Linked DNA regions of Mus musculus: region 1 is linked to region 2. A link is a loop called in an ENCODE intact Hi-C map of the cell type or tissue named here. Cell type or tissue: left cerebral cortex. All regions are shown on one strand. Links, peaks and the distances in the headings refer to the core of each region. The heading gives the core; the rest is flanking DNA.

Region 1 (9,687 bases), core at 3,390-5,889, 51 kb after region 2:
CAGAGAGGTTTGAGGACTGAGTATGTGCCTAGCAGCACAGAGCCTAGTGCACAGTGCCTGGCCCCAAACAGAAAAGGAAAAGAGTCCCTTCTCTGTCTTGTTTGTTAGGATTATTCAGCCATAATAAACATTCTTTAAATTATGATCTAATGTAGATGTAACTTAATTTTTATTTATTTTTATTGGTTAGGATGATTTTAATTGAAAGAGTTTCTGAGTCTCTGGGACGTACTCTATAATACAATTGAAGCTGAGCAAAAGTATCAGATGCACACCTTAGCAGCACACAGTGGCTCCTTTGGTAGCTTTCCATACGATTCCATCCCCAAGCCCTCTAGAAGTCCTTGCTAAAGGACAGCACTGGGACAGACTGGGACTGGGAGGTGAGGGGCTGGATGACAGCGACTCTAATTTTAATGCTGCTACTTTAAATGGCAATATTCATTTTATCCCAAGTGGTGGGTTGGAACCAGGGCTTCTCATGAGACAGGAAGCCTGAGTTCAGGGCCTTCCTCGGTAAAGAGTGAGCTCAGAGTCAGTCCAGGCAACCACGAGAGACTTCACTTCAAAAGAAACAGTAGAGTGGGCTAGGCATGCGGCTCAATGGCAGAGCTCATGTACTGTGGGCTGAGCCCTGGATTCAGTGATGTTGAAAGGGAAAAATCCCTCACAACTCTAACCACATTTTTGATTTGGAGAATCCGAGTGATAACAAAGGCTCTGTCTGGTTGCCCTGTGTTCCCTTCTCATCCACTTCCATGGCTAACTGAGGCAGGTCAACTCCACACCTATTTCCACAGCTAGTATCTGTGGTCTGGGTCTATAACTGTGATCTGGCATTGTTCCATGGAAGTGGATTTTTGGGTGGAGTTTCTCCATGGTATCTATGTTTTCCTCACCTCTCCTGCCTATGGTTATGAAGGCCCATCCAGATGTCAGCCTGGATGTCAGGAACACAGCTGTTCATCAGGATATACACAAAGACATTCTCCTCCCAGCTGTGGATATAGGAAACACAGCAGCTATTAACATCACCCCTTTCCATAGTGTGGAGCCTAAAGCAAGCTCATTAATGTTTCTAGACTAAGTATAAAGAGAACAGGATGTAACTCTGCTTTCTTTTTCTGTTCTCTTAAGATTTCAGCCAATTAGCTAACTTATGTGCTTATTTGTGTGTGTCTGCCTGAGTGTGTGCACATCTGTGTGCATGTGCGGAAGCTAGAGGAGAGTACCAGGAATCCTCCACTATCACTCTCTGCCTATTCCTCTGAGAGTCTATCCATGAACCCAGGGCTTGCACTCTCTCGGCTAGGCTGGAAGCCAGAAAGTCCCAGCAGTCATTCTGTCTCGCCATCCTTGGAACTTGGGTTACAGGCGTTTGCTAGGGTACCTGGTGGTCTGAGCTCCAGTCCTCCAAAGTATGGAGCAAATGCTGTTAGCAACTGAGCCATCCCTTTAGTCCCTCCACCATTCTTGATTAGGTCAACCCTAAGTGGCCATCGGTGCCAGCTCAGAAAAAGACTCAGCACAGCACTTACTACCACTTCAGAAACCCTGCAAATGATGTGGGTCACACTGAGGATAAAAAGAACAGCGAAAGGCCACATATTGTGTTGAGCATGCTGAATGATTTAATGAGATTTCTGGTACCTGCTTTTGTCCTTTCTCCAGTACCCACCCTGTACTGCCAGTCCTTACCTACCTACCTTCCTGTTTTCTAATCTGTTTTTTTTAATATAGCATCACTAAAATATTTTTCTTTTCTATTCTTTTCTTTTCCCTGGGAAATTCCTCTTTAGGCTTGAGCTTACTTAGTCTCCTCAGTGTCTTCTTGCCATGCTTGACTGAAAACGCTTAACAACAAAGAAACCAGTGAGGGACCCTGGTATTTGGTCACTGTCTAAAACAATGAAGACATAGAGATGAAGGGACCAACGGACAGAGAGATGGGTGAATGGATGGAAGGAAGCAGGAATAGATGCACAAATGGATAATGTATGAAGGATGGATGATGGATGGGTAGAAAAATAGAGGAGTATAGGGAAGGATGGAGGAATAGATCAACGCAGTCAAACAGATACAGAGGCTACATCCACTTGTTTCTGCTGTTACTGTGTGTCATGTTATACAGCCATGAGTCCATTTCATCATCATAACAAGCTGGATTTAGAGCAGACATGACTGGCTCCATTCCTGTACGATGATTTCATCTTATTACTGTAAAGGTCAGCCTGCGAGAAGGTGGTAGAGACCTCCTGACCACAAAGAATTCCTTTGTAGTATCACATGCTGCTTCCTGGTGGGAGACCAGCACGCTTGAGGAGGGCTCATGGCAGGCCCCCAGTTAGCTTTAATCCATCTGGCTTCATCTCTTGCCATTCTCAGACACCTAATCAGACCTCTGTGGGCTTGTCCCTTGCCTTGACTCAGGCCAATTCCTACTTCTCTAGTCTCAACTGCAAGGTGGCTTTAGGTGCATCAGATGGGCATCTCTGGTAAGTGCTTATGCACCCTGACTTCATTGCACCCAGGATTCTTGTTCAGGGTAGTTCTTCATAGCTCCTGTGATCACTCCTCTTCTCCTTAGCACACAGAGGGTCTATGGGACTTGGGTCTTGCACTTTTATTTTAATGATGGGGAGTGGTTTACATGCATTTGAGTGCAGAGAACAGAACCAGGCACTGGATCCTCGGGAGCTGGAGTCTTAGGCAGTTGTGAACCACCTGATGTATTGCTGAAGTGGGAACTGAACTTGGCTCCTCTAAAACACTCTAAGCTTAACCCTGAGCCATCTCTGTAGTCCAGGTTTTGAATGAAATACAGCCATGTAGGGATGTATTCAAACAGCACTGAAGGTTTGCTGAAGTTGCCAGATCTGAGTTTTCCAGACTGTTCTACACTATCATGTGATTGATGAGCAACATGGTATGGCCTGGACTCTCACTGGCAACACCCAAGGCTGGGGGTGCAGAAAGCACATCTTAGCAAACATGGGTGAGTGCGAATGTGTGAAAGCTTGGAACTGCTCATCTGTAAGTAGAAAGATGAAACCTGTAGAAGAACCACTCTTCCTCCCTCCTCCCTCCTCCCACCTCCCTCCCTCCTTCTTCCTCCCTCCCTCCTCCCTCTCACCCCTTCTTCCCTCCCTCCCCCCTCTCCTTCATTACTCCCTCCCTCTCACTCCTTTCTCCCTCCCTCCTCCTTCCATCCCTCCTCCCTCCTCCTCCTCCCTCCACTTCTCCTTCCAGCCCTTCTGCTCCCCTCCTCCCTTCCTCCCTTCCTCTCCTTCATTTCTCTTGCCCTTCCCTCTTTCTTCCCACCTTGGCTAGCACTTGGTAAAGAGGAATTAATAATTAGTTAATGAAGTGGGGCTGGGTGGGAAAAGGAGGAGGAAAATGCCATTTGGTTTCGAAGTCTTCTAACCTCAGGTAGAAAATACTTCCAGAAATACCTGCATCTCCCTAATTCTGGTCCCTTTGAGGCCCCCCTCTCCAGGAAAGAGGCATTTCTGCATGCCTGAGTTGAAATAAACCAGAAAATGGGCTGTGGCAGGTCACTGCCCCATTGCCCTCTTTCCATGCAGGCCAGCAGAGACCTTTAATTGGAAGGTGGGGAGGCACAAGAATTAACTCCTACCCATCTGGAATTTTCCTTCTCCCCTTGCCTTTGGGAGCTTAGAAGCTGACCTTAGAAGGGTTTCATCAGCTGGACCCAACCAGCCTCTGCTAGGCTGTATATCTTCACAGGCACACCTTTGAATTTGTATGTTGACCTTTAGAAAACAACCAAACCAGCCTTTACTATTCACTCGCCGTGTGCTGTGCACTGTGCAGCTTTGCACATACTAATTTAATCTTTACATACCTGGTAAGGTAAACACCACAATCACTGCACTTTACAAAGGAACTTGGAGCACAGAGAGGTTGACTACCTTGTTAAAGGTCACTTGCTCATAGGTAGCTTGTGGGACACAAGAGTCAACGGGGGGGGGGGAGCGCGGGGGAGCACACAGAAATGATGTCATTAATACTTAACTTGTGGATGTGAGTCTTGCTGGCACAACTGGAAAGAATTAATGGTTCTCTGGTCCCTGTCAGCAAGGACCTCACAAATAGGACAGAGCACTTCAAGCTCCACCCCCCACCCCCCGACCCCCCGCCAAACCCCATGGGCAATGACAAGGTTACCCCTGAAGCATCTAAGCACTGCACACAAGCAGATGTGAAGACTCGAGAGGCTTCCTGGAAAAGGTAATGAATGAGTAGAGACCCTAAGCATGGTATGAATCAAAGTGTTCCAGGCAGAGGGCATGGCCCAGGCAGAGGGTGGAGTGGTTTGGAGTAGGGTGGGGGTGGGGGGAATGGTTCAGCAGGACCAAGAATCTGTGAAGGAGCAGGAATCCAAGGTGGGGCTGGAGAAGGGTATGGGGGATACAGGGAGAGAGGCAGACAGGAGGTGCCAGAGCAGGAGGCGGAGGCTTGTTGCTCAGGAAACCAAGAAGTCAAACTGCATGGTCTTTTTCTCAATTAGCAGCAGCCAAGGTCTCCCAGCTGGGGGTGTGGGGGGAGTCAAAGCCGTTAGGAGCTGAGCTTGTTCTGGGATGAAAACACATCCGTGGAATCCAGATCTCCCACTTTGAAAGAATAAATTGTCACCTTCCCACTCAATCTGGCTGTGAGCTCCCCTGGCCCTGCTCCAGCCGCCCACAGATGCAACACTCTGCTCTCTGCTGCCTCCTGCAGATGCACAGCATTGTGGCCACCGCCTCCTGCTGGGATCAGCGGGCTGGGGTAGGGGTGCACCAGGGACAAGAAGGGGACAGGGGAGAATGGACACACAACAGACCAGACAAGGAGAGGAGGTGAAGAAACTCTAAGGCCACATTCACCTTCCCTGTTCCCAGAGTGAGCCCTAGATACTCCTGGGAGATAACAAGAAGTGTCTTCCAGACTCCAGCAAAGTGGTGGAGGGCTGGGTCACCCTCCTGTTGCCTGTCTGGTCTCAATGCTCGGCAGTCCTTAAAAGCAAGCCTTACTTTTCCCATCTTGAGCTCTGCCTTCCCCTCTCTGAGCAGTTCTGGAGGCACTAGAGCACAGAGGAAAAGCCCCCAAACCACAGCTTAGATTGATCCAAGCAGGGAGCATTCACTGGGTGTTTAGCGCTTGGTTCCTGGAGGCCAGCCCGGGAGAGATACTAGACCTGTACCTGCTTTGCCGATGAAGATCAGAGGTCACTGCCACTCACTCCTGGCAATCAGGTTTGTAATCTGAAACTCCCAAGCACTGCAATGCTGCTGGAAGACTTGGCTCTGTGGTTGTGGTTCTCTCACTGGTAAAGTACATGCAGTTGGCCTCTGTACCCACAGGCTCTGGTCCATGAACTTAACACACAGTGGAGAGAAAGCATCTGAGGAGCAGGGCACCGCTCCTGTGCTGAACGTAAACTCCTGGGTCCTGGTAATCTCGCCTGGGGACTTGAATATGCCAGGCAAACACTCTACCCAGTCCCCAGACTTCTGTGTTTTGAGATAGAGTCTCATATGGAGCTCAGGCTGGCCTTGGGTTTGAGATTCTAAGATTCCCAAGTGACATAATTGGAGGTAGATAGCTTTTGTTTCCTGTCATCACCTCTACACAATGTGCTCCAGCAACTGTTTGTTTTGCTGTGATATTATTATGTGAGTTCAAGAACACAGGAGATGGAGCTTGGTTAGATGCATCCTTCTACAGCAGGGACCAGGCATCTGAGAATTTTGGCATCTTCAGGAATGCTGGAACCAATCTCCTGCAGATGGCTGAGGGACCACAGTCTATTAAACACCAAATTTAACCATGATTTAATTAAGGACATCAGCATTTCCTGAGTTCCTATATGTTCCTAAGCATGTGACCTCATGCTGTTCCCATATGGTATTAGTTATCTTATCCTAAAGAGTACTTCAAAGTATGTGTAGAGTGCCCTGTGACTACAGAGCGGGGAACAAACTGGGCCAGAGTGTCTGAGGCACGCTCCAGGATTGGGCCTGCTCTAGAAGGCAGGATATCTAGTTGCTTGAACCTCTATGCTCCAGCTTAGAAGCTTTGGCTCTGATACCAGATGGTTGGGACCTCGGCTCCCTGGGCCTCAGTTTCCCTTTTGAAATGGGCATGAGTGGAGCTGGGTGGGGAGCTGGCTCAGTGGGTAAGGAGCCAGCTGTAAGCACAAGGACCTGATTTTATCGGACTCCCCAGCACCAATGTGAAAAGTCAGGCACAGCAACACAACTCTCAGCGCTGGGGAATTGGAGAGAGGTAGGTCCCTGAAATGCTTTAGCTAAGCAGCCCAGCTGGTTCAGGGTCTCTGGATCAGTGAGAGACCCTGCCACAAAAAATAAAGGCACAGAGCATCGGAGGAAGACATCAAATGCTAGCCTCTGGCCTCTACAACAGAGCAACTGCATTCAACACACACACACACACACACACACACACACAGAGCTTTTTTTGTTTTTTTCTGGAAAGATGCCTAGGCAGAGTGAGCAGCTCTTAGACTTTAGGTGTTATCACCTGAGAAGCAGCCTGGGCCTCAGAACCTTCCCACAGCTAAGACTGCAATGCCATGTTGCTGGTGGTCAGGAGTGCTGAATACCTTGACTGATCTCTCTCTCTGCACCCCTAGGTCCTGCAAAGGCAGAGGCCAGAGTTTCAAATCAGTTTGCCCTGATGTCACATGAAGAGTTCTGAGTTCAGGAGCTGGGGGAGGAACCAGCCATGGCTGAAGAATCCTAATAGCCATTGTCTTTGTTATTCCTTCCAGGTGCTGGCTCTACATACTTGCAAGAATACACAAAAGCAATGAGATCAAAGGCAATCTCAGAGCAAAGGATTGGGGGGAAAGGCCCATCTGGGAAGTCCTCCCAGGTCCTTCAGACAAAGGATCTTTTCTCAAAAGAAAACCCAGGAGTGAGGCTGAGAGGATCTGGGACTGGATCCACATGCTCAGGGGATAGAGAATGAAAGGCAGGAGCTGTGGGGTGAACGGCGAATGGATGCTTTGTACTGCTTTTGGGTTGTTGTTGTTGTTTTTTTGTTTTTTTTTGTTTTTTGTTTTTTGCTTTTCTCAAGACAGGGTCTCTCTGTGTAGCCCTGGCTGTCCTGGAACTCACTCTGTAAACCAGGATGTCCTCAGAGATCTGCCTGCCTCTGCCTCTCAAGTTTTGGGACCAAAGGTGTGAGCCACCACTGCCTGGCCAAATTTATTCATTTATTGTATATGAGTACACTGTAGCTGTCTTCAGACACACCAGAAGAGGGCATCCAATCCCATTACAGATGGTTGTGAGCCACCATGTGGCTGCTGGGAATTGAACTCAGGACCTCTAGAAAAACAGTGAGTGTTCTTAACCACTGAGCCACCTCTCCAGCCCTCTGTCCTGCTTTGTATAGAATAGCTGAGGGTATCCAGAAGAGGATGGAAAACCAAGCTTTGACTTCGGGGTGCACATCCACCCCCAGGATCTGCAAGGAACCCCAGAGCCATATTAAATCCTCTCTAGTCACCAGCAGTGCAGGCTCTCGGGCTTATATGTCAGTCTCCTTGGGCTGACACCATTTTCCTAGTCTTGTCTGCTGAACTGGAAGTCTGGGGAACACAAAAGGTGCTGTGTAAGCCAGTGACAACTTCCGTCAGTCTGCAGCCTCAGTTTCCCTGCTACAGCAGGGAAGGGGTGGGTGGAAAAAAATTTCTAATTAGTTCTCCAAGATTACCGGTTTGGGTGTGATCCTGGTTTGCTTGTCTAAAAAGGAGGGTGGCACATGGGGACAGGTGTGGTGTCTGGAAGTTCTTGTCTCTGATGAAGCCTGTTTATCACAATGAAACTCTCCTGCTTGAACCATCATAACACCGAGAACCAGAGGTTCTTGGCAGAGGTGTTGAAAGTAACATGACGCTTCTTCAAATGTTTATCATGTGCTCAGTACCTGATCTGCCCCATCACTTCATTATTATCCCCGCCTCTGTGCATTCGTGCATGTGTGCACATGTGTATGTGCATGGGTATGTGTGTGTGTGTATGTGCACGTGGTGTGTATATGTTCATGTGTGTGGGTGCATGAGTGGATTCCGGTATACATGGGACTGAAGTTGGGCTTCTCCCTCAGTCGTTTTCCATTAGTAAAATCAGAATTTTAGATAAATAACAAATGATTTATAGTATAAGTATGTCCACGCAAAAGTGGGGTACATTTATAGTAACAAAGGACTTACTGTTATCTATTTGCTGGTTTTATCTAGTATCTCTGAGCACCCCACACTAATAGCCCAATACTGGCCTTATAACAATTTTTATCTGGAGATTTCATATAGGTTTCACTTAATCTGGGATAAAAATGATTGTTTTTTGCCATAGGGTTTTGGTAAAAATTATATAAATCCATAATGAAAAGTACTTATATCTATGCCGATTGATATGTAGTAAGGGATTTGTGAGTCTTTCCCTATAAATGTGGTCTTTGTGTGTGTACACATATATACACACATATGTATATATGTACTTAAGACAGCATCACATATGTACCACAGGCTGGCCTGTCACATCATCTGTCACCTAGTCAGGCTTCGAACTCTCTGTCCTCCCGCTAGAAACAAGGAGCTGCAGGGTGTCCAAGTTGATAGCAGTTCCATGGTGTTAGCACCCCAGTCTCCCCTTTGCAACATGGAAGTACTCAAACTCACCGCTGCCCCTCATCCCTCAAATGGCTTACAGGGAAGTCCCATGCCTGAGGTTGATGAGTTCCATTTCCTGGGGACATCCCACAAGGCCCATAGGGATGGATATTGCTGGAGCCAGCCTGCCAGGGAGACCAGTAGAGGGACAATTGTACTCATCCCGCACCTCCATCTTCTCTGACCATGTATCTGAAAGTTCCCTGGAAATGGGCATTGCCAAGGTCGAAGTGGAGGGGGGTCCCAGATATAAATTTTCTAACAAAAATACCATTTCCCCCTGGATCCAGATAGTGTGCTAAGCCCTTTCTCCATGGCCTGGAGCTGGTGACCGTATGACCTCCGCTTCCTGGAATGGACTCAGGATGATTTCGGACTTTGCCAGTTGTAGCAGCACACATCTCTAATTCCAGTACACTCTGGAGCAGGAAGCAGGAGGACTGAGATTTCAAGACCAGCGTGGGCTAATTGCAAGATCCTATCTCAAAAATAAATGACAGAATAACTAGAATGTAAAGGAAGAAAGTCTCTCAGGTTACACAGCTTGTAAACTGCAAAGCTGGGATTTAACTTTAAGGGCCTTGGGATGAGGAGAGTGCTCCCTCATTTGAGGCTGATCTATCAGGAGGCTCAGCTCAGGTGCTCCAGCTCTCCCCCTCAGAACTGCAGCCAGGCAGCTGGCCTCACTAGTGGGCCCTTAAGTCTGTAGGAATGTCCTCCCCAACCTGTCCCTGGTCCCTGTGCTCACCTGAATGGATACTGATGTCAGGGTGTGGAAAGGCCTGTGCAGAGAGGAGGGCCAGGAAGACCACAGACCATAGTTCCCATTTCTGCATGTTGAACTTGGAGGAAGCTGCCTCTGGCTGGAGCAGAGCAGCTCAGAGCTTGGGTCCCAGATAGCTCTCCTAGGTTCAGGCAGGGTCTCTAGCAGCCAAGACAAATGGGGTGGACCCCTGTCCCTCCTCCTCCCCCTCCCGCCTCTC
Region 2 (9,687 bases), core at 4,434-6,933:
CTACCCACTCTGGTTGACTCCACTCGCTCCAGTCAACTCCACTCGCTCAGTCCTTGCTCCTGCTTATTATACGTTAAGTATACTGTAGCTGTCTTCAGACATGCCATTCCCATTATGGGTGGTTGTGAGCCACCATGTGGTTGCTGGGATTTGAACTCAGGACCTTCAGAAGAGCAGTCAGTGCTCTTACCCACTGAGCCATCTCGCCAGCCCATGGCAGCTTTTTCTTTCACATCCTTTTTGTTGTTGTTGTTGGTGATGATGATGCTTTAGAGTCCAGGACTCTCACTTGCCAGGCAAGCGATTGCTACTGGGCTACAGCCCCAGCCTTCATCACGTCGACTTGAACAAACACCCGTGGATCTGGCTTGTTTCCAGATAGGTATTTAGTAAATGCCTGGTTGTGATAATAGTTATCACAAACTATTTATTTTAAAATGATCACACGGCATGACTGACCTTTTTGGAATGCATATCTGTACATTTTAATACATGTAGAGATTTCTTTAGTCACCATGAGAATATAAACAGTTTCATTGCCCACCCCCAACTTCCCATTTATTCTTTTATAATTACATTCTCCTCCCTCTCTTGGTTCCTTGCAAGTTCTTATATATTCTATGTCAGTGTAGTATTGTCTTTTAAAGAATGTCATAGAGGGGCCATTGAGACAGCTCAGTTGGTAAAGGATCTTGCCCTGACAACTTGGGTTTACTCCTGAACCCTAAATCTCCTTAGGAAGGAGAGACTCCTAAAAGTTGGACTCTGACCTCTATAGCATGCCAACACACATATAATAAACTAGTGTAATAAAAATAGGATGAGTACTGTATAGGCTTGTCTGACATGCTTTGTGCCTGGCGGCTTCAAGCCCGGTGCCCCCCAAACAACAAAAAGAACCACTTGGTTTCTTTTTATTGCTGAGTAGCACTTAATACATTTTGCTTTTGGTTTTGAGTACCTACTGTGTGCCAAGGACTGTGCTAAGTTCTAGAAGTATAACAGACGACGGGTCAGCTTTAATGGATGGAGGAAGAATGTGTGCCACTCATCTATACTCATGTGCAGACTGTTATTCAGCCATAAAGAGTGAAATGAAGTCGCAGTAAAATGGGTGGAACTGAAAATAAGCCAGACCCAGGAACAAATAGCGTATGTTTTCTGTCTTAAGTGAACTTTGCATTATAAAAAGTAAATAAAGCAGGTTCCAGGAGTGTGACACACACCCTTTTGAGAGTGGGAGAATCAGCAGAAAAGGAAGGGACAAAGGGATTGAGAGTCAGATGATTTTGACACAGACTGATGCTAAAAAAAAAAAAAAAAAAAAAAAAGGGAAAATACCACAAGCCTGCCATTCCGTACAAATATTATATGTAAATTGTTTTAATAAAAAAGAGGGCTGTGGAGGTGGCTCAGAGGGAAAAGAGGCTTGCTGACAAGCCTGACGGCCTGGGTTTGATCCCTGGGCTCTTCACGGTGGAAGGAGAGGATGGAATTCGTGGCGTTTTATGGATTCCTATGAGCGCCATAGCTGGTGTGTGCTCCCCACTCCCCATTAAACAAATAATCCTGAAGAAAAGGAAAGGAATGGGTGTGGTTCCTATCAGCTTGAGGTCACAGGCACTGAACCCCAGAGTCCTAAGGTCTACAGAGCTTACTGAGTTCTGAGCTACCCAAGGTGTGGTTCATGGGGCAGCAGGGCCTGCCTTCCTCAGAGTTGGTTAGAAGGCACCCTCTGGGCTCCACTGCAGACCCACGCAGCACAGCTGCTAGAACACCATCACCTGTAGATTCTGTACACATTTTTGAGCTTCTGGCCTGATCTTACCCTCCCAGACCTGCCCAGGACCCCCTCCATCCTTGTAGGAATGAATTCAGTGTCTGGGTCCCTTCTCTGTCCCCTCGGCCAGCCCTTTCCAGCAATAAGTAGCTCAAATTGTTTGCAGTTTTTCTTAGAATAAATGAAAATTTGCTTTATGTAAGTCCCACTCTACGGGGCTGGTTCTGACTTTCAGCTTAGTCCAAAATACACCGACTTCTTCTATCACATAATCCCTCTTTGGTTATTTACAGAGCTGGTGCGCTCGGCTCCAGGCTGCACACACTCGCAGCCACAGTCTTTCTTCATATTCATGTATTTGCCCACTTTGTATATTCTCATTTGTGCTTATGGTATTGAGAATCTCAACTCAGCCAACCTAAAGAAAAAAATTACAGTTTAAAAAATAGAACTTGTGGGACTGGAGAGATGGCTCAGTGGTTCAGAGCGCTTTGTGATCTATGGTGAGGACCCAAGCTTGGACCCCAGCACCCCTGTTGGTCGGCTCACAAACGTCTGTAACTCCGGGTACAAGGGGTCAGACATCTTTTTATGACCTTCATGGTACATTCACATACATGTGATATACACTCACATAAAATAATAGTAATAATAATAACACAAGATTTAAAAGATTGAGGATTAAATGGGCTCACTGGAATTGTTCTTCTGACTGTAAGCTATAAATGATGGGAAGACAACCTCGTGTATATGTGTGTATGTGCATGTATGTGTGCATGTTCATATATGCATCTGCACATGTGTGTGGAGGCTGAGGGTGATCTCAGGTGTCTTTGTTGGTGCTCTTCACCTTATTTTCTTGTTTTTGTTTGTTTTGTTGTTAAAATATTTATTTAGAGTAGTGTGTGTGTGTGTGTGTGTGTATGTGTGTGTGTGTGCATGTGTGTGCGTGTGTGTGTGTGTGTATGTGTGTGTGTATGTGCGTGTGTGTGTGTGTGTGTATGTGTGTGTGTATGTGTGTGTGTATGTGCGTGTGTATGTGTGCGTGTGTGTATGTGTGTGTGTGTATGTGTGTGTGTATGTGTGCATGTGTGTATGTGTGTGTGTATGTGCGTGTGTTTGTGTGTGTGTATGTGCGTGTGTATGTGTGTGTGTATGTGCGTGTGTATGTGTGCGTGTGTGTGCGTGTGTGTGTGTGTGTGTAAGTGCGTGTGTGTGTGTGCACGCACGCATGCCACACTGCACATATGGGGATCTGAGGACGACTTTTAGGAGTCAGCTCTCTTTTCCCACCATGTTTTGGAGGTGGTCTCTCCTCTCTTCTCCCTGCAGGAGCGCTGCCCTTGAGGTTACAGACCTGAGCCACAGAATCCAGCTCTTTTCCAGAGGAACAAACTGTGTTTATCAGGGTGGAGAGCCAAGTGCTCTCACCCACTGAACCCCCTAAGCCAGCAGCCTGCAACCCCGCATTTATTTATTTATTTATTTATTTATTTATTTATAGTCAGAGTGTTCCACTGAACCTAGAGCTGACTGTCTAGAATGGTTTCCAGCAAGCCCCAGGGACCCCCAGTCTCTGCCCTCTCAGCCCGGGGTTACAGCTGACTGTGATGTGCCAGCCTTTTTACACAGGTGTTGGGGATTGAACTCAAGCCTCTCGCTTCTATATGAAATATTTCACAGCTTACTATCTCCTCAGCCCCTGGGAGACACTGACTGCATCTGCAGCACCGAAGGCCGTAGGATTGAAGCTGCGTTTGGTGTGCTAGTAAGATCACTGGTGGCCTTGGGCCCCCAGGGAGTTTCAGGGAGGGGACTGGATAGTAGAGACACAAGAAAGAATTGGAGTTAGAACTTTTATAAATTATTTTTATTATTATTATTATTTTGAGAGAGTCTTGTCGTGTAGCTTGCTGGTTAGGAGCTGCTAACACTCCTGCCTCTGCTTCTGGGATTATAAATTGGAGGTTTGAGTTCCATTCTCCATCCTCTGCCGGGAGGGGAGGGGGCTGGAGCCTTAGTTCAGTCACCAGTGGCCAATGATTGACGCCATCATGCCTCTGTGATGGACCCTCTTGAATGGCGGGCAGGGCATGGTGAACTCCCTAAGAGGGTGATATAGCCAGCAGACTCAGGGTGACTCGGTGGTGACCCTGGCCCCCACTTTGCTCCCTAGTGCCTCCATTAGGCTGCTCCCGAGTCACATCCTTTGTAACCACAGAAATGTCCATCTAAATAACATCAGAGTCCTGTGTACAACTCTAGCTGTTACCAAACCAAAAGCGGGGGTGGGGGTGGGGGGGGGGGAGAAGGGAACCCCTGACTGGGGCAAAGCCTAAAGGAAGTATGGATATCCGGGCGGTGGCCTTGATCTCAAGATTCTCCTGCCTCTACCTCCTGAGTGCTGGGATTGCACAGGCACAACTATGCCCACCACGTATTTCTGCAACGGGCTCCCCTTCCAGAATGAAAGTTGAAATTTATTGAGTTCATTGACGCCAAATCAGGATAAAAATTGTGGGAGCTCGGCTGGACTTCAAAGGAAAGGAGTGAACGCAGAGATGGCTCCGCAAACGCAGACCAGACAAACTTTTGGGCAAGTGCAGCCGTGGGTCTTTGCTACTTAGGAGATTTTTAAAGTTTAAACAACTGTTAAATGAGTCTGTACATCCCTTAGACTCTAGCTTTCACACTGGAACAGCAGCTATGTCAAAACACCTGTAAGCCCCCGAGCTTGGGCTATGACTTAGGGTGCCTAGGTGCCATTTACCTACGGGGCATGCTCAGTTACCATTTGCTACATGGATGCCCCTGGCCGGCACACCGCCACTGCCCCCTTGAGCCGTTGCTTAGATGTCTTAATGATGGCGAGATGGACAGAGAGCACTTGGTTTTTAGCTGTGATGGCCACCTTCCAGACACCTAGGCTTTCGGGTGGGTCCTCAGTTCCACACACAGGCTCCTAACTAGAAAAAGACGGCGCGGCCCACGCGAAACAGGTTTGTTTCGCAGAAGCCATGAACTAGGCTTTCTGATCGATGATTTGGGTTGTCGTGGATTTCCATCCTGACATTTTGGTGGCAGGTATTTAACCTTATTAGTTAAACTAATGCCAAACAACGGGAAGAGAATGGGTTTCTGTAGCGCACCGTGTAGACAGCAGTAGGCACGCAGCTACAGAAGGAGCTCCTATAGAAAGTTGTATTGATTTCTCATTACTTACTATTTACTTTTAAAGTTTTAGACGCGAGGTCTAATGCAGTCCAGGCTGAACTCGAACTCACTACATTGCTGAGGTTGGCGGTACATTTCTGCACTCCCTCCAGCTCCTGAGTGACAGGTGTGGGGTAACCAGCCCAGTTTAGAACGGTGCCGAGGATGGATTTATACCTGTGCCATTATTTATGGTGCTGTCGGAGTCAAGACAAGTTCCATTATACACCAAAATACCTCACTTCTTATCACCAGAAAAATACCCATCACGCCTCCCCTGTCCTGACAGGCTAAGATCCTGTGAATTCACAAGCCAAAGCATTCAACCCCCTTTTGGAGTCAGGTGTGGGGGTGCACAACTTTCATCCCAGCACTCGGGAGGCAGAAGAAGGTGGATCTCTGAGTTCAAGGCCAGCCTGGTCTACAGAGAGTTCTAGGACAGCCCGGGCTATGCAGAGAAACCCTGTCTGATAAAAACCAAATAGCTGTGATTTTCTTACGATACTGTAACTGCCCACTTAATATTTCCACCAATGTAGTTTAAAAACACCTTGATTTTAAGACCTTCTCGGTTCTGTTAGTATAAAAATCTTTATAATATGTTTTCCTTAGGGCTTGCAGAGACGGCTCAGTGATTAAGAGCACCGGTTACTCTTCCAGAGGACCAGGCTCAATTCCTAGCCTCCACAAGGTGGCTCACAGTGCTCTGTTAACTCCAGTCCCAGGGGATCTGATGCCCTCTTCAGGCCCTCATAGGCATCAGGCAGAGATTTGTGGTGACCTAAACTGTATTTCCAAGCCATAGTCACATGTACTTGGCTACAGAATAAACTACCTCTTATTCCTTTGGATGCTAGAGGTGTGTTGTTTGTGTTCATAGAAGGCTAGGTTATTTGCGTGTGTGCTGGGAGCTCCGACTTCGCCGTCTGTTTTCTCGTGGAGCCCAGAGCCTCGTACATGCATAGCGCTCCACCATCCTGCTGCAATCCGAGCAAGCCCGAGTCTTTGTAAAAGCCAGCAGTGCTTGTCTCCATCTGCTTTCATTTCCAGGCATGTTCTAGCAGCATCCTTGTGGCTTGGCGCCCGTGTTTTAGAGTGTGATTCAGCACAGGGCTCTCTCTAAGTCAGGACCACTTTGCCAATCAGGATCAGGTCATATTGCAGGCTGGGCTCTCCTGGACCAGGCAGGGAGCCCCAGGTCCTGTTAGCCTGCTGCCACTCTCCTCAGGGCTATTAGCTGGGGAGACAGAAGCCAAATGTCTCCCAAAGATCCTGGAAAATTAGGTTAGCACTGTCTGGCAGGTGCCGTGACTCAGAGGCTCATCCCGGCCACAGCTCATTGGCCCTGGAGTTGGAACAAGAACAATGTTGTCATGAATGCAAAGCAGGACAGGAGAGCCGGGAGGCAGGACAGGCAAGGACCTTCAGCTTGTTTTTAGGACCCTTTCCAAATGACTGAGGTTTTAGACTGAAGAGGACCAGAGATTCTCTGGCAGTGGGTGTGTAAGGTAAAGCCACTGGTGGGGGGCACTTACACCAATGGGGTAGCCTGTCCTAGCCACTTACTGTGTGACCTTGGGTAGGTAGCTTAACTCCTCTGAGAGCTCATCTCCTGGTCATTCAAAGGAGTGTAATAATAGTCACTGAGGTTGTCCTGAGGACGAGTGAGATGCTGCACATACGTGATAAACTTAACATTAAAGACATTCAGGGAAACGTGACCAAAGCATAAGATGGGGCCCAGCAAGCTCCCTTCTGTAACCTCCTCTCCCCAGCCTGAAACCTGTTTGCTCAGGTTTCGGTGTTAGAGAGCATGGGGCAGAGCTTGCCGCCCTATCGTCCTGCCACTCCCACTGCCTGCCTCCCAGCTGTTCCAGAGCCATCACGTGTTCACCTGCAACCTTACTCCAAGATGATTTGGCGGGAATCGGGCCCCTTCCCCTCCTTCATAACTCGGTGCACAAATTAGTAAAATTGAGCTTTGATCAGGATATTGTCTTAGCTTCGTCTTTTTCTCGTCCACCTACCTCCCTCTTCTCTTCCAGGTTTCCAAGATGCCTTTCCAAACTAGAACCCAGACATGTGAGCCACTGGCTGGACACAACACCCTTCCATTCTGCCTTAGTTAGGGTTATCATTGCTGTGATGAAACAACACAACCAAAAGGAAGAAAATGGTTTATTTCATTTGTACTTTTCAGGTAACAGTTCATTAATGAGGGAGGTCAGGACAGGAACTCAAACAGGGCAGGAACCTGGAGGAGAGAGCTGATGCAAAAGCCATGGGAGAGTGCTGCTTAGTGGCTTGCGCAGACTGCTTTCCTCTAGAACCCAGGACCACTTAACCTGGGAATGGGACCACCCACAATAGGCTGGGCCCTCCCCCACCAATCACTAACTAAGAAAATGGTTTACAGATGGATCTTATGGAGGCATTCTCTTGATTGAGTTTCCCTCCTTTCAGATGACTCTATCTTGTGTCAAGTTGACATAAAACCAGGCAGTAAAGGCCCCAACCCAGGGTGGGCCTGGATGGAAGATCCAGCAGCCAGGCCTTGACCCCAATCCTGGGAACATCACAGAAGATGGGTAGGAAATATGTTAAGAGCCAGAGGTTGGGGAAGACAGCTGTAAAACAGTGTCTTCCAGAAATGACAAGTATAGGTGCTCAGAAATTCTGGGCAGCCAGGGTTGACTGCACAAGATCTGCAGAAGATCAGTCTAGCTAACAGTCCAGTACGGGTGTTACCTTTGCAAAGCCCCACCCCACAGTGGGGTGCTACAGGCAGCTGTAGGGGAGACAAAATCAATTTTCTTCAGGAGTGGTACCTCTGTTAGGTTGCTCAGGCTATGGTGGACAGCCCTACACCCAGGTGTGTGTGAGCAACACCAGTTGGGTCCCATAGGTAAAATGCACCTACATATACAGATGTGAGATTGGGAGGAAGAGGGGCCCTGGAGGAGTCAGAGGTGGAGGGAGTCAAGGGTAGATTTAATCAAAATAAATTGCACTCATTTATGAAGGAGAAAGGTTCTAAAATGTACCCAAGGTCATGGAGTAAGTGTGGACATGGTATTAGAGGATCTCTATTAGTCTTAAATCAGTATTGTTTTTTACTGGTTTTCATGTACACTGGAGTCAACCCCCCAAAAAACAAACAAACAAACAAACAAACAAACAAACAAACAAGACAAACAGAACCTGAGGACGGAACACACACACACACACACACACACACACACACACACACACACACATTTGCACATACACAGTTTTTATTTTTTTGCCTGTTTGTTTTGAGACAGGTCTTTCCACATAGTTCTGGGTGTCCTGGAATTCACTATAGAGACCAGGCCACACAATTAAAAAAAACAAAAAACAAAAAACAAACAAACGTCAAGGGGCGAGGCTGTAGCCCAGAAGCATCTGCTTGCCCAGTGTGCACAAGGTTCTGGGTCTGATCTCCAGCACCACAAAGCAGTTCAGCAAGCAGAAGAATGGTGGTCAGCAGGGAGTGGAGGAGTCCTGAGCAGGGGTCTGCGGGGACTGAAAAGTGATGGAGACTCACTCTGGATGTGTTTAACATTCTCAGCTGCACACTTGAAATGGTCACAACAGTAAGAACACTTAGTGTAGTTATTAGCATTAAAAACATGATTATCTAGCCAAAATGTCAGATGCTAAATGTACCTACCATTTGTCTGTGTTAACAGATCAGTCAGTGACCAGTCAAGGCAGGTGGGAAGTGCTCGGGACCTTCCAAGTGCAGGAAGAGGTGAGTCAGAGTAAGCAAGCCAGGACTGGCCAATGTGAAATACTTAACTGTACTCTGGTATGTAGGGATTGTCCATCATTGTCTGGCACCTGTTAGGTTTTCAGCCGTAGTCTAATCAGGCCATGCCCACCGGTAGATTTCTTACTTTTTTTTTTAAAGCAATGCAATTATAACACAGATATCTATTACATGATCCTTAGCTTGCTGCTAGGATTTCTAGCTTCATCAGATGACCTTTCCCCCTGACCCTGGAGTCCTTTTTTTTTTTTTTAAAGATTTATTTATTTATTATATGTAAGTACACTGTAGCTGTCTTCAGACACTCCAGAAGAGGGCCTCAGATTTCGTTACGGATGGTTGTGAGCCACCATGTGGTTGCTGGGATTTGAACTCGGGACCTTCGGAAGAGCAGTCGGTGCTCTTAACCACTGAGCCATCTCGCCAGCCCCCCACCAGTAGATTTCTAAGCCTCTAACAGACTCATAGGAGCCCTGGTATAGAGGCAAATGGTAGGTGTCATTTGTACGTTCCGAAGGAAGTTCATAGACTTTATATTTCCGGGCTCTGGGTCCTTAAAGGGCTACTGGTGGTGGCATTATGGCAAAAACTATGATCTCAGTGTTGCACAAAGGAAGGAACATACAAATGGAGTGAAAGTAATTTGGGAAGGCAATTTCTTCTTGCAGAGAAGATGAGCCAGAACCCAAAGCTGGCTACTGAGCATACTCAGCCAAGATGGCTTCTATCGTTTATCTCTCACGTAGGTGGTGTGTCTCATCTCACTGGTGGGAGCTTGGTCCACCATCTGTGATTGACTGATAAGTGCAAAGGGAGAGGGAGGGGCTTGGGAAATATGGGCCCTTGTCGGGCTAATTACCTTTCCTAGAAAAGACTGTTTCTCATCGCACATCCTCCACGC

What was found. Peaks named below come from ENCODE experiments on the same cell type or tissue, not always from the same donor. Only the 100,000 strongest peaks of a DNase experiment are listed, where the experiment ranks them.
Region 1: a loop joins it to region 2, with 3 times the contacts of the local background. A loop is called at or near these places in 6 of 42 quality-filtered maps.

The regions. Positions count from the first base shown.
Region 1 is chr7:118,360,178-118,369,864 of GRCm38, forward strand. It overlaps the pseudogene Gm32766. Among named protein-coding and RNA genes, the nearest start is that of Gm35309, 36 kb to the left of the region's middle. In left cerebral cortex, for the core only: a CTCF peak has its summit at 4,737 (motif pointing left); DNase peaks (open chromatin) are centred at 4,634, 5,307 and 5,682; H3K27ac peaks cover 1,244 bases.
Region 2 is chr7:118,308,287-118,317,973 of GRCm38, forward strand. No RefSeq gene overlaps it. Among named protein-coding and RNA genes, the nearest start is that of Gm35083, 14 kb to the right of the region's middle. In left cerebral cortex, for the core only: a CTCF peak has its summit at 5,704 (motif pointing left); DNase peaks (open chromatin) are centred at 5,736 and 6,032; H3K27ac peaks cover 552 bases.